Linked DNA regions of Homo sapiens: region 1 is linked to region 2. A link is an interaction called in ENCODE POLR2A ChIA-PET data of the cell type or tissue named here. Cell type or tissue: A673. All regions are shown on one strand. Each heading gives the region's core, and the rest is flanking DNA. Links, peaks and the distances in the headings are about the cores only.

What was found. Peaks named below come from ENCODE experiments on the same cell type or tissue, not always from the same donor. Only the 100,000 strongest peaks of a DNase experiment are listed, where the experiment ranks them.
Region 1: POLR2A ChIA-PET joins it to region 2 with 5 read pairs; 2 of 35 experiments call an interaction of 5 or more read pairs at or near these places.

Annotation. Positions count from the first base shown.
Region 1 is chr9:115,694,499-115,706,831 of GRCh38, reverse strand. No RefSeq gene overlaps it. Among named protein-coding and RNA genes, the nearest start is that of LINC00474, 220 kb to the left of the region's middle. In A673, for the core only: no CTCF peak of the experiment used is centred there; no DNase peak of the experiment used is centred there.
Region 2 is chr9:116,590,885-116,603,217 of GRCh38, reverse strand. The region is part of intron 19 of ASTN2 (astrotactin 2); the gene reads left to right. It overlaps LOC105376240 (a long non-coding RNA gene), which reads right to left and starts at 5,371. Exons shown (of 3, transcript XR_930277.3): 1 at 5,291-5,371. RefSeq lists an enhancer at 12,259-12,333. In A673, for the core only: no CTCF peak of the experiment used is centred there; a DNase peak (open chromatin) is centred at 6,337.

The DNA.
Region 1 (12,333 bases), core at 4,291-6,790, 900 kb after region 2:
TTATCTCAATAGATGCAGAAAAGGCCTTTGACAAAATTCAACAGCTCTTCATGCTAAAAACTCTCGATAAACTAGGTATTGATGGAACGTATCTCAAAATAATAAGAGCTATTTGTGACAAACCCACAGCCAGTATCATACTGAATGGGCAAAAACTGGAAGCATTCCTTTTGAAAACTGGCACAAGACAGGGATGCCCTCTCTCACCACTCCTATTCAACATAGTGTTGGAAGTTCTGGCCAGGGCAATCAGGCAAGAGAAAGAAATAAAGGGTATTCAATTAGGAAAAGAGGAAGTCAAGTTGTCTCTGTTTGCAGATGACATGATTGTATATTTAGAAAACCCGATCTTCTCAGCCCCAAATCTCCTTAAACTGATAAGCAACTTCAGCAAAGTCTCAGGATACAAAATCAATGTGCAAAAATCACAAGCATTCTTATACACCAATAACAGACAAACAGAGTGCAAGAACTTTTTAAATCAAAAAATAAAAAATAATAGATGTTGGTGTGGATGTGGTGAAAAGCGAACACTTTTATACTGGTGGTGGGAATGTAAACTAGTACAACCACTATGGAAAACAGTGTGGAAATTCCTTAAAGAACGAAAAGTAGATCTACCATTTGATCCAGCAATCCCACTCTTGGGTATCTACCCAGAGGAAAAGAAGTCATTATTTGAAAAAGACACTTGCACATGCATGTTTATAGCACTAGAATTTGCAGTTACAAAAATATGGAATCAGTCCAAATGCCCATCAATCAATGAGTGGATAAAGATAAAGAAAATGTGATACACACACACACACACACACACATACACACACACACACACACACACAGAGACACACCATGGAATATAAAGTAATGAAATAATGACATATTCAGTAACCTGGATGGAACTAGAGACCATCACTCTAAGTATAAAAACTCAGGAATAAAAAACCAAACATCATATGCTCTCACTTATAAGTGGGAGCTAAGCTATGAGGATACAAAGGCATAAATATGATACAACAAACTGTGAGGACTCAGGAGAAAGGGTGGGAGTGGGTGAGGGATAAAAGTCTACACATTGAGTAGAGTGTACACTGTTCAGGTGAGGGGTGCACCAAAATCTCAGAAATTGCCACTAAAGAACTTATCCATGTAACCAAACACCACCTGTTGCCCAAAGACCTATTGAAATAAAAAATTAAAATTAAGAAAGGTAAATGGTAGTCCCTCTGATCCATGCATAGACAATTGAGAGTTTAAATAGAGCACATCATCTAATGACTTAACTCTATTTTTAATAAAGTAACTGTTAAAAAGAGGTTTTTTCTCCTATGATTTTTATGAGCTTTATAGCTTTAAAGCTAAATGTTTAACAGATTTGGCTATATAATGCACTTCCAGTTAATTTTTATATGTAATGTGAGATAAGGGTTAATTTTTTCAATAGATCTCCAGTTTCTCTGCTGTTTGTTGAAAAGACAAATATACAACCATTCAATTACTTTGACATCCTTCTTAAAAATAAACTGATCACATATAAACATGTCTATTTCTAGACTTTCAATTTCATTGTAATAATCTATATGTTTTTCTTATCCTAAACCACAGTTTATAGTAAGTCTTGAAAACAAGTAGGGTAAGATGTCCAATTGTATTGTTCATTTCAATAACATTTTTGACTATTCCATGTTACTTACATTTCCACATACATTTTATTATCAGCATGTCTGTTTCTACAACAACTCCTGCTAGGATTTTGTTTGGGATTGTTTTGAATCTATTTGACAAGAATTGTTGAAATGTTTTCTTAATGAATTGTGTTTTCTCCTCATGAACATGGTATATCTCTCTGTTTACTTAGGTCTTCTTTAATTTCTTTCAGCAGTTTTGTAGATTTCAAAGTACAGTCCTTGTACATATGTTGTTAAATGTATCCCTTAAGTATTTCATAATTTTGATGCAATTGTAAATGGTACTTAAAAATTTAATTTTAGTTATTTTATGTTAATATAAACAAATAAATGTATTTGAAGAAAAGAGTTTATGAAGGTGAAATTCAAATAACACAAAATTAACTAAAGTGAATAATTCAATTGCCTATAGTATATTCATGAAGTCATGCAACTATCACTTCCATCAAGTTCAAAAATATTTCCATCATTCCAAAGTAAAATCTCTTATTCATTAATCAGTTTTACCCCATTTCCTCCCTCCTCCATGCCCTGGCAACCACCAATCTGCTTTCTGTCTCTATGGATTTATCTATTATGAATATTTCATATAAAGGAATTATAAAAATTGTGCCTAGTTTTTCCATTTAGCATAATATTTGCAGACCCACCCACATTGTTGCATGTATGAATACTTCATCTTTTTCTGTGAATGAGTAATATTATATTGTATGTATATACCATAATTTTTAAATCTATTCATTTGTTAGTGGACATATGAACTGTTTTCACCTTTTGGCTGTGATGAGTAGTGTTGCTGTAAACATATATTTATATGTACTTGTTTGAGTACCTCTTTCAGTTTATTTGAATATATACCTAGTAAGAGAATTACAAGTTTATATAGTAATTGTATATTTATATTTTTAAGGAAATGACAGATCATGGTGATTAAATTATTATACAGTTCCACAAGAAACGTTTGAGGGGACCAATTTCTCCACATCCCTGTCAACTTTTTTTTCTTTTCCTTTTTTTATTATGGTTATCCTAGTGGTACCAATAAAATGATACCTTATTGTGATTTTGATTTTCATTTCTCTAATGACAAATTATATTGAACGTCATTATCACTTTATTTACTTGATGACCATTTATATATCTTCTTTGAAGAAATGTCTACTCAAATTACATGCCCATTTTAAAAATGTGTTGTTAGTCTTTTTGTGGTTGAGTTGACTTATTTATATATACTGGATGTTAGACCCTTATCAGATATACTATTTGTAAGTATTTTCTCTCATTCTTTCAGGTGGATATCAAGTTGTTCCAGCATTATTTGTTAAAGAAACTATTCTTTCCTCTTTTAAATTGCTTTGGCACCCTTGTTGAAAATCAAATGGCCATAGATATATGGATTTATTTCTGGACCCTCAATTCTATCTCATTTGGCCTTTGTGTCTATCCTTATGACTGTACTACACTGTTTTGATTGCTTAAGCTTTGTAGTGAGATTTGAAATCAGGAAACATGAGTCCTCCAACTTTGTTCTTCTTTTTCAAGATTGTTTTGGTTATTTGGGGACATATATAATTCCATATGAATTTGAGGATTGGCTTTTCTATTTCTGCAAGAAAAAAAAGAGGCCATTGAAACATAGATTGCATTGAGTCTGTAGCTTGCTTTGAGTAATATTGATATCTTGACAATATTAAATCTTCCAGTACATGAACATGGAATGAATTTTCTTTCATTTCTTGACAATATTAAATCTTCTAATACATGAGTATTGAATGCATTTTCATTCATTTTAGTCTTCAATTTCTTTCACCATTGTTTTATAGTTTTCATTTCTTCCTGGGTATTTTATTATTTTGGATGCTAAAAAAATTGACTTGTTTTCTTAATTTCCTTCTTGAAATGTTTATTGCTTGTATATAGAATAACAACTGATATTTGCGCGTTGGTCTTAACATTACAACATTGCTGAATTTATGTGTTAGCCCTAGTAGCTCTTTTGTTAATTCATTTAGATTTTCTAAATATAGAATCATGTCATCTGTTAATACAATCACTTTACTTCATATTTTAAGGTTTGAATATGTTTTATTATTTTTTCTTACATAATTACTATAGCTAGAACTTCTAACACAATTTTGACTAACAGTGTTCAGAGTGTGAAATCTTTTCTTGTTTCTTCAGGGAAAATATTTCAGCCATTTACCATTGAGTAAGATGCATGCTGTGGGTTTTTCATAAATGTCCTTTATCCATGTTAAGGAAGTTCCCTTCTATTCCTAGTTTCTGAGTACTTTTATATATATATATTTTATTATACTTTAAGTTCTAGGGTACATGTGCACAATGTGCAGGTTTGTTACATATGTATACATGTGCCATGTTGGTGTGCTGCACCCATTAACTCAACATTTACATTAGGTGTATCTCCTAATGCTATCCCTCCCCGCTCCCCCCACCCCACAACAGGCCCCGGTGTGTGATGTTCCCCTTCCTGTGTCCAGGTGTTCTCATTGTTCAATTCCCACCTATGAGTGAGAACATGTGGTGTTTGGTTTTTTGTCCTTGTGATAGTTTGCTCAGAATGATGGTTTCCAGCTTCATCCATGTCCCTACAAAGGACATGAACTCTTCATTTTTTATGGCTGCATAGTATTCCATGGTGTATATGTGTCACATTTTCTTAATCCAGTCTATCATTGTTGGACATTTGGGTTGGTTCCAAGTCTTTGCTATTGTGAGTAGTGCTGCAATAAACATACGTGTGCATGTGTCTTTATAGCAGTATGATTTATAATCCTTTGAGTGTATACCCAGTAATGGGATGGCTGGGTCAAATGGCATTTCTAGTTCTAGATCTCTGAGGAATCACCACACTGTCTTCCACAATGGCATCTCACACCAGTTATAATGGCGATCATTAAAAAGTCAGGAAACAACAGGTGCTGGAGAGAATGTGGAGAAATAGGAACACTTTTACACTGTTGGTGGGACTGTAAACTAGTTTTGAGTACTTTTAACATGACATGATGTTAAATGATTGGATTTTTGCCAAATGGTTTTTTGAAATCAATTGAGATAATTGTGTGGGTTTTTTCCTCTTTATTCTATGAATATGATGTATTACTTTGATTTTTTTTCAATGTTGAGCCACTCTTGCATTTCTGCAGTAAATCCCACTTGGTCTTTTAGATATGCTATAGAGTTCAGTTTGCTAGCATTTTGTTGTGGCTATTTGTATCCATTTCAATGATGAATATTTGTATGTAATTTTATTTTCTGATGTGTTTATCTGGCTTTGTTATATGGTTAATGCTGGACTCATACAATAAGTTAGAAAGTGTTTCCTTATACATTTTTGGAAGATTTTGAGAAAGACTAATGTTAATTCTTCTTGAGATATTTTACAAAATTCACCAGTGAGGCTGTCTGATCCTGGACTTTTATTTTTTAGGTAACATTATTTTTTTCTTATAAACTTTCTATTTTACAAATTTGCCAAACTAATTTATTAATTCTAATAACATATATTGTAAGATTATAAGGATATTTGAAATAGAGAATCATATCATCTGCAGATAAAAACAGCTTCACTTCTTTTCAACATTATATGATATTTTTCTTGCCTTGTTGCACTGGCTAGGAACAATAATATAATGATAAACAGAAGTTTTGAAAGTGAACATCTTTGCTATTTTCCCTAATTTTAGCGGGAAGCATCTCGTATTTCACTGTTAATTTTTATGTTAGCTTTAGGAATTCTTAGGTGCCTTTATCAGTTTGATAATTTTTTCTTATTTTTTCTACTTTTCCTAAAAATTACTTAAGAGTATGTATTGGATCTCATCAAAAGTTTTTTTCTGCATCTATTGAGAGGATTATATATTTTTTATTTTATAGTCTAATAATAGGATGGATTGCATTGTTTCCCAATTGTTAAATTAATTTTACATTACTGACTAAACCCATTTGGTCATAATGTACTAAATGTTTTAGATGTTGCTGGATTCAATTTGTTTGAAAAACATTCTTGCACTTGTGTTCATGAAGAATGTTGGTCTATAGTTGACTTTTTATAATAGTTGACTTTTTATAATAGTAGCTCATTTTGAGAATGCATTGAGCATGATTTCAGTCATTTTAAATTTATTGCAATTTGTTTTATGTACTAGAATATGGCCTATAATAGTGAATGCTGTTTGAAAAGAAGGTGTGTTCTATTCTTTGGGGTGAAGTATTCTATAAATTTTTATCAGGTCAGGTTGGTTTATGATTTTGTTCAGATTTTCTCTATCCTTATTGATTTTTATGTTTGTTAGCTTGTTTTATCAGTTCCTGAGAAGGGAGTGTTGAAACCTCCAACTAGATTTGTACATTTTTCTTTCCTTTTCTATTACTAATGTTTTTTGCTTTATGCACTTTGAAGTTTCAATACTTGATGCATTCATATTCAAGATTATTATGCCCTGTTGATTAACCTCTTATCATTATGGAATGTCTCTCTTTGTCTTTAGTAATATCGTTATTCTGAATCTGTTTTGTTTAATATTAATATAGCTACTCTATCATTCTTTTGGTACGATTTTCCTTGGCATATCTTCTTTTTCCGTTTACTTCTAAACTCTCTGTCTTTATGTTGAAATGAATTTCTTATAGACAATATATAAGTATGGTTTACATTTTATCCAATCTGAAAATCTATGCCTTTTATTTGGTACATTTAGACCCTTTAAATTTTATGCAATTAAAATTTGGTAAATCTACTACTCTGCAAATTGTTTTCTATTTGTCTCATGTGTTCTTCTCTCCCCATTTCTTTTAGGTTAATTGACTATTTTTATTATTCCATGATACATATACTTATGTTTTATTGGTTATAATGCGTTTTACATTTTAGTGGTTATTCAACCATTAACTAATATTATACCACTTTATATATAGTGTAAGTACTTTATAACATAGCATTTTTATATTATTCTTTCATCCTGTGTGCTATCGTGTTCAGAGTTTTATTTCTACATATGTTATAAATAGCAAAATAGATGATTTTACGTTGTTCTGTTGGTGGCCTTTATTGAATGAGGTCTTTTATTATTATTGTCACCACCATTACCATTATCATGTTGACATTTTCGATCTGTTTAGCTCTTTAGAAAAATACCTAGTATTTTTGGATTTTTAAAGTTTTTGTATCTGTAAAACAGTGAGAAGATTTTTCTCATAAAATTATAAGAAATTTTTCTTCATAAAATATGGCACATTGCAGGCATTTTATAAGGGCTGAGTGAACTTCATGAAATAAGTATGAAACACATGTATAGCTCTGTGCTAGGCACTAAGGGAAACAGAAGTAAGTATAGGAATATTAACCTGCATTTACAGAATTAATTATGAATTTCAATTATGGAAAAAATAGAGTATATATTAAATACTGATTTGGAAGTTCAATTTGAATTTCTTATAAATCTTAATAGAAGTGATGTAGACATGCAAGATTAAACTCAGATTAAGAATTTTGTGTAATAATAATTATTGGAGTCAAAAGAGATATCAAAGAGAGAAGTGACTATGTGCTCTGATATAAAACCGTTTCTAGAAATTGAGAACATTAATTTCAATAGGATAAATGAGGACTGTAGCTGAAACAAAAACATAGAAGCAAGATTGTTCAAAATGTATTTGCTTATCCATATCTTCTATTTCACTGATAGGCCAACTAAGTACAGGGTGCCATTAAATCTTGGCTGAATTAAGTTAATTGCTTTTTCCATTTTTGCAAGCTCAGAGTGAGACATCAAATCCATTCCCTCCTTATATTCTGTCCTTAAGTATAATAGTAACCATCTATCAGATTCCCAGTAGTGAAAGAGGCAAATAAAGAGAAGATACATGAAGTGTTAAGGAATTGAAGTTAAGGAATTTGCATGCTCTGTGGGGAAATAGGTTACAAAAGCATTTATGCAGAGGCAAGAATCTCTAGGATTGTTTTTATTGATGCATAACAATTGTATAGATTTATGGGGATACATGTGATATTTTGGTACATGTATACAATGCGTAATTATCAATCAGGATAGTTATGCCATCCATCACCTCAAATATTTACCATTTCTTTGTGTTGAGAATATTCCAAATCTTCTCTCCTAGCTACTTTGAAATATATAATAAATAACTACTGTTACCCTACTGTGCTATGAAATGCTAGAACATATTCCTTCTCTCTAACTGTACTTTTGTACACATTAACCAACCTCTCTTCATCTTCTACTTCCTCCTACCCTTCCCAGCCAGTGGTAATAATCTAGGATTATTTTTGATTTCTGACAAAGAATCATTGTAGTAATAAGTTTGTACAAACTTAACTTTCTAGGTTAAAAAAAAAAATTACAGACTTAGGATAAAAGTAGAAATAAAACCTGGAAATCATCCTTGATTCCTCTGCCTCCTGTAGACTGTCTTACAGTTGAACACAAAATCTTGTGTATTCTACTTTCTACGTATCTACTAATTCCATGGAGCTATTTCCATCCCACGGCCACCATTCTAATCCCAAGCGCTATCATTTCTCCTCTGATTAAAGTAGATCAGCAGTAACTTCACTAGCTGCCAGCTTCCACTCTTGTCCTTCAAAATCCGTTCTGCAAATTGCAATCCCAGTGTTTGAAGGATCATTATTTTTGACATTCTCTGATTTTATGGTAAAAAAAAATTCTCGTATCTTTAAGAATCTTTCATGACAATGAAATCTTTCATTTTCAAGTTTGCTTTGGGCACTTACTAGCTTGTGTGGACCCAGTTAAATGCAGACCTGGGAAATTTGGCCATCAAAATCTCTTAATGAAAATAACCACATAGTGACAATCATTCATTTCTATTAAAAATTGTACACTGGGAATATGATAAATGCCTGTGTCAGTCATTGTACAGGAAGCCATAGCAGTGAAGACAGTGGGTGAGTGAGAATGTATCAGAGAAACAAGGAGATTCTATGTGCATCAGGTGATGAAAACTTAATGACAAAGGGGAAAAGAAGTGTAAGAATTTCTTTCTCTCTTCCTTCCTTCCTTCTTTCCTTCTCTCTCTCTCTTTTTCAGAATTTCACTCAGTTGCCCAGGCTGGAGTGCAATGGCACGATCTTGGCTCACCACAACCTCCGCCTACTGGGTTCAAGCTATTCTCCTGCCTCAGCCTCTCGAGTAGCTGGGATTACAGGCAAGCACCACCACGCTCGGCTAATTTTGTATTTTTAGTAGAGACGGGGATTTTCCATGTTGGTCAGGCTGGTCTCGAACTCCTGACCTCAGGTGATCTGCCCCCCTCGGCCTCCCAAAGTGCTGGGATTACAGGCATGAGCCACCGCGCCCGGCCAGTATAAGGATTTCTTAAGAGCTCGATGTAACCATATAAAGAGCGTCTCTAGAAGATGTAATGTATCAAGCTTAAAAAATTACTCAGAATTTATTCAATTATTTTATTTTTCAGAAACAAAATATGTTATCCCCTTTGTGTGGCTAATCAAGAAATATTTTTGCAGGGGTCAGAATCTTAAAGAGTGAGAACATTGTAATTCCTTCTTCCAGGAAAATACATACACACACACACACACACACACACACACACACACACACACACACACACACAAATATTTTACAATGAGTATTTTTAGATAGCCTTCGAGGGATGGCTACAATAAGTTTATTTTAACTTAATATCTCTTTTTTCAGCATTTGTATTTGATGTGGTAGTTTTTGTATGAAGGGAGGCTTTAGAAAAGATATAGGTAAACTTTCAAGCAGGATTCTACTCTGATATCTCTCTGCAAAGAGTGCAAATGTAGGGCAAAAAAGTAAAAGCTGGCCAGTCAAATAAATTGGGAACACATATTATGCCAGAAGTGGAAAATATTTCAAACAGCTCTTATAGCCTGGACATCCCTTCATTTATCCATTTGGTCATCTGGCAAATATTTATTAAGCATGTTTCATTGAAATAAAATAAATGCATTTTATATTTAGGATGACTTGGTTCCAAACTCTGAAATTTATAAACTGATTTTGGGTAAATCAGTTATTTTATCTTATCCCTACATTATTTTACCAGGAGTAAATAATCAGAATTGCTTTATAGGATTCTAATAAAGATAAACTGAGATGACTTTTGAAGGTGCTAGTCTAAGGATAGGAACATGTGAAATACTTTGAGCTTATCTCATATAAAGAGGAAATTTGGATGCAAAGATGAATAAGGTGCTTCCTTTATCCTTGAGTACCATAAATACTTGAAGATGAATATAAATTACTAGATACTCAATAGCGAGAGACACGGATAAGTGGAAGGTTTGGGTTGCAGCCGTGACCTAGACCTGAGTTCACTTTCTTCAGAGTAAGAGAAATAAGTGTCGTTATACTTAGAACTGAGGATTGCATGTAATTTGCACCCTCTTTACCTGAGTAAAAATGGCCAATAGTGCACTGTCACTATGTTTGGAGTCTGCCAAGATGTAAATGTGATCCCCCAAATGTAGAACTGGGATTAAAAGATTGAGAACCATTGCAGTGCAGAGGAGTCAACATATTGACATAATGTATGCCATATTCTCACCTCCTGTGCATTGGCAGATGTCACTATCAGATTTCAGTCCTCTTTGCTATTGAACAAAGTTGTAACCTCAAGGTTTTCTCCAGTGACCTCAGGATCAAATAAATATGACACCTTAGAAGAAATATACTTCACTTTTTGTTTTAGATACAGATAGGAATGGTAAATAGGGTTTCCATTTATTTACAAACTTCAATCAAAAGGTAGTGATTGCATCATGGAGTAGAGAATTCTGGAACTTTGTTCAGGCTTTTGAATAAAGAGAACCATTAGTGAGTGATGCCTGCTCTAGTGTATTTTTAGAGGCCCTGGAAAAGCATTTTCGTTCCTCAACTTATCTTTCAAGTCGAATATTAACATAATTTGTTTATCCAAAGTGACATGCAAAATGCTAGATCCATAAAATGACAATTCCACTTAATTTAGTAAGAGTAACCATAGGAATAATCATGAGATCCCATGGGAAAACCACTTTGGGGGAAGAGGATGTATCACAGGATTCTTCGAAAAGAGTAACCCATGAAATGAATCTTAGAGAAGGAGAAATCATGAGACAAAAGAGGGAAAGGGGTAGTATTCTAGACATAGGGATTTTTTGAGCAAAGATTAGAAGCTAAAACTAGCAAAACATATAAGGGATGCCAAGAAGAGTCAGTTGTGCTGAAACATGATGGGAAGAGCAAGGAGTGGTAGGGATGAGGCTGGGCAAGTAGGCTAGAGCCTGCATCAAAAAAGGTCTTGATTGTCATGCTAAGTTGTTCATACCATTTACTAAAAATGGAAAATCATAGAAATAATTGATGGAAAAAGTGATATGATCAGAATTGTGTTATTGAGAAAGACATTGCTAGTTACACTGAAACAACAATTAGATGAAATAAGGAGTTTGGAAGCAGCAATCTTGGCTTCCAATTCCTGCTTGGGGACTAAATTATTACATGGTATTGAGAACAAAAGTTCCCCCTTTGGATCTATCTGTTTAAGTGAAAAATGATTGAGTTGGGCAAGGTGATTTCACTGGGCTCTTGTAGATACAATATTTTATACTTATCTTTTGGTAACTGGATTATTTGATTATCTGCTCCTCAATTGTGTCATTGGAATAGTAGAGAAACTTATCTTTGGGTTTCCTACCATGTACAAAGAGATTGTATGATGTAAATGAGGTTACAGATATTTTGGAGAATGAGGAAATAGTCAAGCAAAGATGACAAATTGTCATTTTGTTTTCTAAATAAATAGCTAGCCCACAGATAATGAGGAAAATACAAGTTTAATGCATTTCCCCAAACTTGCATTTTCCCATTTATCTGTAGATAATTTCTTCTTCTATTGTGAAACATATCTTTGTGTGTGACTAATGTGGGAAGTCTTTGCTGGACCTCTATAGAGATGGGAAAATGCATTAACCTGACAAAGAATGGAGACAGAACTGTGTCACCTTTTTCACAACTTAGAGATCTAGTTCCTCAGAGCTGCAAGAAATGTTATAGATCTTCTTGTCCCATAGTTTTCAGGTTCTGTTCCTTATGACTTAGATGTTCTATGGAGGCACCTGAGGGATAACCTACCAAGGAAGAAAGCAGAGATGAGGAAGACAGCTTTTTTATTTCTTTCTCTTCTCCTAGAACCATGTTGCTGCCACACATTGAGAGCGCACTGAGAAGAAAGCCAAGTAGATATAGGTACATAGGAAATGGAGATGTGGATCTCTGATGACAGCTTTCAATTCCTCACCCAGCCATGTCTGACATGGTTCTTCCACTTAGATTTCCTGGTTATTTTAGGTAATAAATTTCCTATTTTACTTTTAAGCTTGTTTGAATTGAGTTTCTGTCCCTTATAAAGAGTTTTGAGAAGTACTTTATATGAGAATTTCATGTATGACTTTATTTAATAAAATATTTTTCCACTGTTTATCATTGGGAAAATATAAATTTGGGAACCACTGATTTCATGCAATGTAATCTTTTTTAAAGGAAGTGACTGAAACAAAATCCAGGATTATTTCCCAAAGTTACACATCAAATACATGGCACTGTTGGTGCCA
Region 2 (12,333 bases), core at 4,926-7,425:
TATCTATGGTAGAGTCCATGGTTCATATTTCAATCACTGCTTGTATCAGCCTCTCGATCTCCCTTGCCTTTTGGTCTTTTAATTTCCCTGCTTGGTCAAACACCTGCACTGGATGCATGCAACTCTCCATCTTCTGTGATGGTACAGTCACGCAGCTACAGAAAAACACAGTTTTGAATATTGTCATCAAAGTATCATCAGTCATCAGTGTTAACTGGACTCTTCATGCTTCCATTCAATTTTACTAGGTTTCTCCTGTCAACTTACATTCTTCTTCATCATTCTTTGAGATGGAGGTCTCGCTCTGTCACCCAGGCTGGAGTGCACTGGTGTGATCTCGGCTTACTGTAACCTCTGCCTCCCTGGCTCAAGCAATCTTTCTGCCTCAGCCTTCTGAGTAGCTGGGACTGTAGATGCATGCCACCATGCCCAGCTCATTTTTTGTATTTTTGGTAGAGACAGGGATTCATCATGTTGCCCAGGCTGGTCTCGAACTCCTGAGCTCAAGTAATCTGCCTGCCTTGGCCTCCCAAAGTGCTGGGATTACAAATGTGAGCCACCACACTCAGCCTTCATCATTCTTAAACCCATAATACCCTATTTTCCCTTTATTCATTAAGAACAATGATGGAGTAGTATAATTTTTCTCCAAACAATTTAACATTTTTCATGCATACTCTCCCCATTTCCTCCTGATATAATATAGGAGATGTCCTCCTTTCTTTCTAAAGTTAATCTTTTCATTGCAGTATTTCTTATGCCTTCCTAAATTATTAGGAATCTACATATAATCTCTCTCCTTATATCCTATATTTTATATCTCTCCTTCTCTAGTAGATTATTTACATCATTTATATGCTTATAAATTTTTCTTCTTAGAACAAAGACACAAACAAAACATTGCATCTTCCAGCATCAAAATGATCTCTTTCCTTTTCTTTATAAACACACCTTTGAAAGTATAGCCTACAATGGTTCACTTCATCTTTTCATTCCTCAGCTTACTCCCCTCTGTCTTCTGCTACCACCAAGTTACTAAAACATTTTTCTCCATGAACATTTGTGAACTCTATGTCATTAAATCCAGTGACATTTTTGGGTCATAAACTTACTTCATATCTCTATGCATTCTACAGGGTCTGAAACATTTGCTGTCCTTGGTTTCTTCAGTACTATACCTTCCTGGTTTGGTATCTAACTCTCTAACACCAACTTAGCCTCTCTTGCAGGGTCCCTTTATCTGTTCTTTATCTTGAAGCTCCTTATGGCTTGGTCCTGTATAATCTTTTCTCAATTTAATCTCTCTCTGGGTTACCACATCTAGTCCAATCATAACAATCAATGTAGTCATTGCTTTTACATTTGGGTCTCCACCTCATTCTTCGGAACCCCCTAATTATATTCAACTGACTATAAGCATCTGTAATTCGATATCTCACAAGCAATTCAAACTCAACACATTCAAAACTGGATTTGCTATCATCTCCCTACAAGTTTGCTCCTTTCCAATTGTTCATTTACTCTATATAGCTGGTGCCTCTATAAACTTAAGTTTCTTAAAGCAGTTATCTTTAACTCTTTTCTCTTGTTCACCTTCATGTTCAATTTATAACCAAGCTATTTTGCTTTGATCCCCATTATCTCTCAAATCGGGTCCTTTCTTTTTATTTCCGTTGCCTAATCTAAGCCACTCAACATCTTCTGTGATCATCTTTTAAATAGTCCTCACATTAGCCACTTTTCCCTCCCTTTCAATTCTCAACTCTAAAGCCAGAGTTACCTGTTAAAATATACATTTGATCATATCTGGCACAGTAGCTGGCATACCATGGGCACTCAATAAATATTTGATGAATAGGTATCTTATTTATAACTATGATTCTTCTAATTTAAACCTTTTAAGAACTTTCATAACTCTTCTAACTTCCAGATGAAAACTTTTTGACACATCGTACAAGGTTTGAATAATTGCACTTACCTACTTCTTCTCTCTACTATTGATGCTACAGATTTTCTTTCCCACTTGGGTCTGTACAATGAGGTCTCAGTTTAAATGTCACTTATCTGAATCCTTAGATTAGATTTGGCCCTCTTGTTGACTACATGAACTTTTAGCATTCTATACTATTCCTAGCTTGGTAGCACTTATTACAATTCTCAATATATTTTGGTTGGTGAAGGCAGGAATGTAGCATTTGCCTTTCTCACTAAAATATTAGCTTCTCCAAAGTGTTGTTATATTTATCTTTTTTTTAATCACCCTATCCCCAGTGCCTAGTACATTGCCAGGCACATAGTAAGCACTCAATAAATACCTGAAGTGTGAACAGGCAGTAGTGAAATGAAGTGAAGATTGAGGGGCGGGTGGGATGGAAAGCGGTTCAGGTAGAGGAAACAGCACGCACAGTGGCCTTAAGGAATAAAAGGACAGTGGGGCTGGAGTTTAAATTCTGAGTATGGAATTTAAAAAGAAGGGACTATAGGAGGGATGAAATTATAGAGAGTGATTTAAGTCATGGTAAAGAGTAAAAGTTTTATCACCCTGGCTGCTCTATGAAGTATGGATTGAAGGACCTTCAAATCCATTATCTTATTTTATCTACAAATTAGTCCTTCCAAGTAAGAGGACAATATTATCTACATCTACAGATGAGGGAGTTGAGGATAAGTCTTGTGAAGTTGATAGTTGAAGGTCAAACTTCTTATAAGTGTGGAGTCAAGAATTGAATTTACATCTTCTGACCATTTAATCTACATTTCTCTATTGCTCACTGCCAGTGTAATGACAGCCAGAGGCAAGAAGCCCATGGATCAGGGGATCAGGAAGAATGGCTGAGTAGTCTTTTTCTTTTTCTTTCTTTCTTTCTTTCTTTTTTTTTTTTTTTTTTTTTTTTGAGACAGGGTCTCATTCTGTTGCCCAGGCTGGAGTGCAGGGGCCCAATCACACCTCGCTGTAGCCTCTATCTCCCGGGCTCAGTCAGTCCTTCCACCTCAGCCTCCCAAGTAGCTGGGACTACAAGCATGCATCACCACTCTTGGCTAGCTTTTGTATTTTTTTGTAGAGATGGGCTTTTGTCATGTTGCCCAGGCTGGTCCCAAACTCCTGGACTCAAGTGATCCACCCACCTTGACCTCCCAAAGTACTGCGATTACAGGCATTAGCCACCATGCCTGACCAGAGTAATCTTTAATATAGAAGTTCATTGCTCTGAGAAATTATTCTGTGTGGCATCAAGGTGTGGACTAGGAGATCCAGGCTATAGGACTAGGGTTTAGTTTCTGTTGTCCACTTAGACGGATGGCTGACCTTGGTCTGAACACAGCCATTAAATAGATAGCCTGAGGGTGAAGAGAGAAAATAAGAAAAGGGGTACAGTTGTAAAGTCCCTTCCTCCTCCATCTGACATGGGGAGGTGGAAGGGAGGTAAAATTCCCCTCTCAGACATTATTGATGAACTTTGAAAAATATAGGTTAATTACTTCATTTTGTCTCAAATCTGTCCTTGTTTTTCTCCCCACTAGGGGCACCTTGTGTATTTCCACTATGACTTCCTCACCAGGCTGTCCTGCCTCTTATCTTGCCCCTATATTCAATCTTCCTTATGCTGCCAGTCATATCTGTCCATACCAGTGTTTCTCAAAACACATTTTCCATATGTGAATTGCCTCAGGGAAAAATATCAGAACTAAACGCAGGTGCTTCTCAGAATTGTTGTGAGCAACAGATGAAATGATATATGTTGTCTGTAAGATGCCTGGGGCATGTAGATGATAGCCAATAATCATTCATCCCCTTTACTTTCTCCTTACCTTCCTTTTGAAAATGAACACAGTTACAATACTCTCGCTTATCTGAAATATTGGCTTTAACTTAGAGATAGCAAACCAGTGGCTACATAATGTTTTTAAATATTTGAATAAGTGGCTATCACTTGAAATCTGGATGCTTTTTATGTGAAAATCTGGATTCCTGGCTTCTGCTGGAAAATAGTGAGTTCTGGCAACTTTAGACTCACACCCTCACGTGACAGCAGTAGGCAGGAGAGTTGACTAGCAGCTTTCCACTTTAGAGAATGCATGGAAACTCTAGGTCGTCTTAATCCCCTCTTTTAGATTTTCTGACATCCAACCCACTACATTAACTTCTATTATCTGCTTTGCTCTGAAGGTATTTGAATGTGTCATCTTTAATTTAGACCAGGGACAGAGGATAGCTTCTCTTGAGAATGTCACCATGCCTTGGAATATTTTCCCCTGCCATTCGCCATTATTTAGACAGTGGTATTTTATCTGACTGTTCAATAACAGAAATGCCTCATAAAAATAGCTTCCATTTTTAAACGTTCATGTGTGCCCCACAAGACTCCTAGCTCTGTGAAGGTATCTTCACCTCTGTGAAGGTTCATCTAAGATACCTAGTTCAACTGTATGAATTATCCATCCTCTCCTAGCATAAAGTCTGGTTTAAAGTAGAAGTCTAATGAGTAATCATTAAATGAGAGCACTGAATGAATAAAGTAGAGATGCCATGTTAAGCTCATTTAATTCTCACAATAATTCTATGATGAAGTTACTCTTGTTATTGTCTCTTTACAGAAGTAAAAACTGAGACTCAGAAGTAGTCCACTCAGTCACAGGCATCTAGAATCCTAAAAATATGTGGTTGGTTCAAAAGCAATTGTGGATTTTGCTATTACTTTACTTTCAATGGCAAAAACCACAATTAATTTTGCACCAACCTCATATCCTATCTAGAAGATACTTACAGATCAGTTAAGCCAACCCCCTCTTTTCACAGATGAAGCAACTGAATCCCAGTGGTGAAGGAACTTCCCCTGAGTCTCCTGGCAAGTTATGGCCGACACATACATGGGGTCTTCTGGGTTTCAGCCCAGTATTTTACCCCATACCACCTGCCTTCAGGAGTATCCAGACTTGGATTTATTTACCAATTCCATTCTCAGACTTCATAAACTTCCTTTTAACTTCCCTTTTCCTGAGTCATTCTGTCCTACCTCCCAAAGGAGAGATTTTGGGTACTTCCCTGGAGCCATCTGAGATGAGATCAAGGAGCTGTGCTCACATGACCCCAACCTCCCCAGGGAGAACTCAATTACCCTGTTCTGATCCAGCCTCACCTACCCCAGTGGGAAAAGGTGAGGGTGGAGTTCCCTGGAAAGAGAGAATTTGGTTATTAACCAACAATGAAGGCAAGATTGTAAGAGAACAATTATGAGCCCTGTTATAATTGCCCTTTAATCTATAATTGCCAGGTTTGTCTCCAGCTCACCTTTGGGGTCTGTTGACCCATTAAAAAGCCTCAGGCACAGCTGACATCAACGATGTAGGAGAGCTTTTCAGCACATCAGAGTTCCCTGGGAATACTCACTCCAAGATTCCAAAGGCTTCTTAGAATCACAGAAAATCTGGAACTCTAGTGAACACAGCCCTCTACCCAATGTAGAGATCACAGGTAGCCACCTACCCAATATCCCCTACCCACCCCTCACCTCTCACTCACATTATACAGATGAGAAATAAGACTTAGAGAAGAAAAGTGACTTGACTGAAGTCATTCAAAGTTCATGAATATAATTCTGTAGCTCCTGGGACGTATTAATAGATCAAGGCCAGGCATGGTGGTTCACGCCTATAATCCCAGCACTTTGGGAGGCCGAGGTGGGCTAATCATGAGGTCAGGAGATCAAGACCATCCTGAACAACATGGTGAAAGCCCGTCTCTACTAAATACAAAAAATTAGCCGGGCATGGTGGCCCGCTACTTGGGAGGCTGAAGCAGGGGAATCCCTTGAACCTGGGAGGTGGAGATTGAAGCGAGCCAAGATCGCACCACTGCACTCCAGCCTGGCGACAAGAGTGAAACTCTTATCTCCAAAAAAAAAAAAAAAAAAAAAAAATAGATCAAAAGTCATGGAATATTTTGTATCTTCAGCATTGACCATTCAAGTTTCAAAGAGTTGGATCACAATGCCTATGGCTTTGGGTTCACTCACTGCCCTGATCCTGAGTTCTGGGGAGAATTACCTCTGGAAAGGGTACCAATTTCAAAGGCCAGAAAAAGATGGAAGCCATACATTCTAGTAGGCAAGAAAATACATTTTTTAAAAATATAACCATCCTTGAGAGATAATCCCCTTATATTTGGAGAGGAGAACAATATAACCCAAACTCTTTCCCTTCTTGAGTTGACTTTTAGGAAGCTGATGACTAACTTGACACGTGAGAGCAGTAACAACACTAGCCTACTTTCTCATTGTTAGACACACCAAGCTTGTTACTTCACATCTACCTCCCTCTGCTTTGAATTTTCCACCCTTTCCTCTAGTGATTCCCTTAACTGGAATTGTTAACTCCTTTATGGGAGTTAATGGGATTAAGCACGTGAGTCTTAATCCCATTTTCATCTGCACAGAAAGCCTTTCCTGACTACCTAAATATCAGGTTTCTTCTCTGTCATTTTCTATCACATCCCTCAGTATTACTACCCTTATGTCATTCAGCATTTGTTGAAATTATCTCATTTATTTATATATTTGCTCATTTACTTTTGATTTGCCTGCCCTTTAAAAGACAGCTTTATTGAGGTATAATTGATATATAAAAATTGCATACATTTAATATATAGATACTGATGACTTTGGACATGTGCGTGTATCCATGATGTCATCACCACAAGCAAGATACAAACATACCCATCGCCTCCAATAATTTTATTTTGTCCATTTATGTGTGTGTGTGTGTACATGTGTGTGTTTGGTAAGAACACTTAACATGACATCTAGCCTCTTAACACATTTTAAAGCACACAATACCATATTCACTATAGGTGCTATGTTTTACAGCAGATTTCTAGAACATATTCGTTTTGCATAACAGAAACTTTATACTCCATTGAAAACCAATTCCTTGTTTCCGCATTCCCAGCACCTGGAAACCATCACTCTATTCTCAGCTTCTTTGACTTTGCCTATTTTAGATACCTCTCATATAAGTGGAATTAGGCAGTATTTGTTCTTCTGTGACTGGCTTATTATACTCAGCATAACGTCCTTTAGGTTCATTCATGTCATTTCAAATGGCAGAATTTCCTTCTTTTTTAAGGCTGAATGATAATCCATTGTATGCATATACCATGTTTTCTTCATCCATTTATTTGTCGATGCACACTTGGGTTATTTCTCTATCTTGGCTACTGTGTATAATGCTGCAGTGAGCACGGGGGTACAGATATCTTTCCAAGATCCTGATTTCAATTATTTTGGATATAAATCCAGAAGTGGGATTGCTGGATCATCTAGCAGTTCTATTTTTAATTTTTTCAGGAACCTGCATACTGTTTTTCATAGTGGCTTCGCCTTTCTACATTCCCAACAGTGATAAGAGTTCTCTTGCTCTTGAGCGTAAGCTAAGTGTAATCATGCCTTAGGACCTTACTTGTCCCATTCCATGCTGTATCCCTAATATCAAATATGTAAATTATGCTATTGTCATATGTCATGAAACAAGACAGTCACACCACAAGCAGAAAGGTATCTAATGTAAACGGAGCCCAAACAAGAATGAAGCAAGAGTGGCCGGGCGCGGTGGCTCACGCCTATAATCCCAGCACTTTGGGAGGTTGAGGTGGGCGGACCATGAGGTCAGGAGTTCAAAACCAGCCTGGCCAACATAGTGAAACCCCGTCTCTACTGAAAATTCAAAAATTAGCCAGGCATGGTGGTGCGCCCCTGTAGTCCCAGCTATTCAGGAGGCTGAGGCAGGAGAATCTCTTGAATTGGGAGGTGGAGGTTGTAGTGAGCCGAGATCACACCACTGCACTCCAGCCTGGGCAACAGAGTGAGACTCCGTCTCAACAACAACAACAGCAACAACAAGAATGAAGCAAGAGTAATGACATTTGTTAAGTACCTACACCATACCAGAAATTTTGTAAGCATTGTGGGAAGTGTAAAGCTATTAAAGGGAAAGAGAAGATAGTCAGCATTTATTGAACACCTAGATGCCAAGTTATCCTATATAATCATCAAAATTGTTCTGAAAATTAGTTAGTATTATCTTCATTTCACATGTGGGAAAACTCAGGTTTAGAGGGGGCATAGTCACTTACTTAAGGGCATAGAAGTATTAAGTTTGAACTTGAACCTAATTCTTTCTCACTCAGAAATTCTGCTCTTTATCCCTACTCTTGATGGCTTCCAAGGAATCCCTGAAGGGGAAATTATGTATGTATGTGTGTATGTATGTATGTACCTATGTATTTATTTATTTTAATAAAAGGAGAGGAGAGTATAATGAAAAAAACTTGAGGGGGATGTGCTTTTGGCTGAGGGTATGGGGACCATGCTAGGAGCTATTTTCAAGACAGAAATCATGGGAAGACTTAAGCTCTGAGCCAGGTCATATCCTGAGCCAGACACTGCGAGTCACCATGTTTCATACATTGGGTGCAGATGTTCTGTCATCAATGCATGATGAATCATGCCTTAGGAAGGTCAGATCTGGCTGTTCTGCAGCAGCTGAGCTTCTCAAAGGAGTTCTGGGCCCATAAAATAGGGAAGCAGAGGTGATGGAAATGACATCCAATGAGTACTGTTAACTGGCTGAACATAAAGTGACTGCAAAATCGAATGTCAGTGAGACTGGACTCTTCTGATGTTCCTCACCTACTATTAGCTACGTGGACAGTCTTGATAATTATATAGTTTATAAGTGAGGTTCTTCTCCACATGTAGAGTTGATACTAGTGGCTTGTATTTTAAAATTTATTTCTAGCTGACAAACAATTATTGACTACTAGTTCTAATTACTGGGGAAATTCCAGAGACAGGTCTAGCTGTAATTCAAGGTAGAAGATGTGTACTCATTCTGTTTTTGTTTTGATAACCCTAAAACAGAGCTTGAGCACAGATTAGGTAGGTATCCATAGGAAACAGTTATGAAGGATCATGAACAGGACCCAGAAGGGGAAAAAGCCAGTACAGGGATGTGTTCACAAGATTACTATTGATGTATTGAGGCTCTTGCTGGCTTAAAGATGCAAAGCTAGATTATGTCTTCTCTAGCTCCCTATCTCAATTGTTTAAAGATTGATGTTTCTTAAACTTCTAGGCTATACTTGCTCATATGAGCTGAGAGAGGTCCCACGGCATCATTGAAGGCCTTGGGGCAGGAAGTGCAAAGATATACCTGGCATATATTCAAGGAGGTAGGTCTTGGGGCAGCGCAAAGTGAGTTTGAACTCACATTGGAACTGTCCATTGCAATTGAGGCTGAAATCAGAGGCTAAGGATGTGCGGCCTTTGTGAATAAAGTGGGCTTTCATCTCAACCTGGAAGGATGGAAGGGATTTCAATAATAGAGAACAAGTAAGAGGAAATTCAGACAGATGGAAGAGCATAAAGCAAGAAAATCATGAAGATGGAAATGAAAGGTGTCTGGAGAAGTATAGAATGAGCAAGACTGGAATTCATGGTCAAGCGGATGAAAGCCTTGAAGGCTAGGTTATGATATCTGAAGTTGATTCTTTGGGCACTTGAGAGTGATGAAAGTTGTTTATGGGGCTAAGTTGTGATTAGAATACACTTCTCATTCTCAGTTAAGAATGGCTAGATGCAGGTGAACTATCACAGGTGGTTGTAGTATAGAGTAGGCTCTGCCAGACTTGGCTTGCATAGGATCTTGGCAGCAGAACAGAGGATATAATTTGGACAAGTGAAATGAAGGTAAAGATAAAAAGCAGGTTACCTCCCTTCAGACATTCTCTTCCTTTAACATACATGTGGAGAATGGCATTAGCATTCTACTCCACCAACTGGGACAGTTTGATAATTTTTATTAATGTGTGGCCTACTGAGTTACCTCAGCCTTCATCCATCAAGCCCTGTATCATGCCTTCGGCCCACGCCCAGTGCCTCAGAAGCCCATATATCATCCCTTCAGGCAGGGAAGCAGATTCCCTTTTATTTCCCTTGCAAAAGCACAGATGTTACCGCACCCAGCCTTGTCTGGGGTTCAGGCACTGCTTCTCCCTAAATGACCTCCTTGGAATCTTCATTCCCATTGCATTCCAGACAGACAGGCTTTTCTTTTGTTCCTTCACTCAAGAGCTGCCTCCACCCCACTCTTCCAATTCATGTGTCATGGGCAACATATTTGTGTTGCCACATCTGCCTTGTCCCAGCTGCTGAGTCCATTTGCAAGGCAGATATTAATGTTAATCATTGCCTGAAAAATTTTAGACCATGACATTCTGATGCACAGCTCATTGTTAGACTTCATCCACATCTCACCTTTATCACTGGGAGAAGGAAGGCAACATTATGAAGGGAAAAGATCCATGAATGGGTTGTAGGAGACTTGCTTCTAATGCTGAATCCCTTTGTGATCTTGAGATTCCCATCTATGGGCCTCAGTTTCTGTATCTGTGAAGTGAAGTGGTTGAATTCAGTCATCTTTGAGAGCTTTCTATCTCTAAGGTTGTATGACTTTCAGCCTTTAGGGATATTAAATGCATATAGTCACCCCTCTGTATCTGTGAGTTTTGCATTCATGAATGCAACCAAGCTCAAATGGAAAATACTTGAAAACATTTTCCACAAAGTTTTAAAAAGCAAAACTTGAATTTGCTGTATGCCCAGTTGATATGGTTTGGGTCTGTGTCCTCACCCAAATCTCATGTAAAATTGTAATCCCCACTGTTGGAGGCGAGGGCTGGTGGAAGGTGATTGGATCTTTGGGGGAGCATTTCCCCTTTGTGGCTGTTCTTGTGATACTGAGTGAGTTATCCTGAGATCTGGCTGTTTAAAAGTGTGTAGCACCTCCCCCTTCTCTCTCCCTCCTGCTCCAACCATGTAAGATGTGCCTGCTTCCCCTTCATCTTCTGCCCATGATTGTAAGTTTCCTGAGGCCTCCTCAGCCACGCTTCATGGCTGTGGAACTGTGAACCAATTAAACCTCTTTTCTTTATAAATTGTCCATTCTCAGTTATTTCTTTATAGCAACGCAAGAATGGACTGATACACTGGTACTATGTTAAATCCACATGAATGAAGTGATTGTAGACATTGTATTAGGTTTTATAAGTAATCTAGAGATGATTTAAAATTTAAGGGAGGATGTGCATAGGCTATATGCAAATACTATGCCATTTTATATATGAGACTTGAGCCACTGCAAATTTTGATATCCAAGGGGGTACCTGGAACCAATTCCCCATAGATACTGAGGGCCAGCTGCACTATTATCTCTTCTTTCATTTATTTGTGGCAGAATGTCTTCATTTATTTTTGAAATTTCTATGGAAGTATAACATTCCCACATAAAAATGCACGTATCATAAGTACATATATGGATGTAATTTTAGGAAGTGAACACAGCCATATAACCAGTACCCAAATCAAGAAACAAATTACCAGCTTCACAGAGCCCACTTTGTGCTCCCATTCAGTTATAGCCTCTTCCTGAAGGTTAAAACACTATCCTTACTTCTAATGCCATAAAGAGATTACTTTTGCCTGTTTTCAAACTTTATGCATTAAAAAAGTTATCCAATATGCATTCTGTTTTTTTCTAGCTTCCCATGCTTATCACACTACAGGATCCATTCATATTGTTGGGTAGAGTCATAGTTATTATTATTTCTCTTGTTCTTAGGAGTAGCTGCCATTTAAAAAGCTGATAGATGTTTTTATATCTAGAGGTAGCAAATTAGCTTGAGGCTGCACTTGGCTTATGCTACCAGCCTGGATCCCATGCCTGCCAAGGGCAAGCCAGCCATGGAGTGGTGAGGGGTGTGTGAGCTAGTGGGTGTGGGGTGCAGCTACTGCACATAGTCAGGCACTCTGGCTGCAGAAGGGCAGGTGGCTTCAGGTTCCGGCATGGGTGCCAGCTCCCTGTGAGGCTACAGCTGGACCAGATGTACCACAAGCAGCTTCCATGGCTGGCACCAGGGAACATGGTGGCATCTGGAAGCTTGGAGATACCAGAGCCCCAAAGAGGGCGTCATGGCCCTGGCTCAGGGAGCTCCTAGGTCTGAGCTCCCTGAACTGCTGCAGCTCTTCTCTCCTCATTGCCTGCAATGTGGTGAGCAAGGGGTGTCTTTCAACCCTGTTTGTGTTAGAGCTTTTTCAGCCCTGCCATTTGGCAAGTCTCGAGTTCTTGTCCTGCTTCCAGGAAAAATAAGGTACACAGACAAGTGAAGGGTGAGCACGGCAAAGAGGAGCTTCATTGAGTGACAGAACAGCCCTCAGGAGACTTGAAGTGGGTAGCTCCTTTCTGAAGGCAGGTCATCCTGATGAGTGTCCAGCTCTCTAG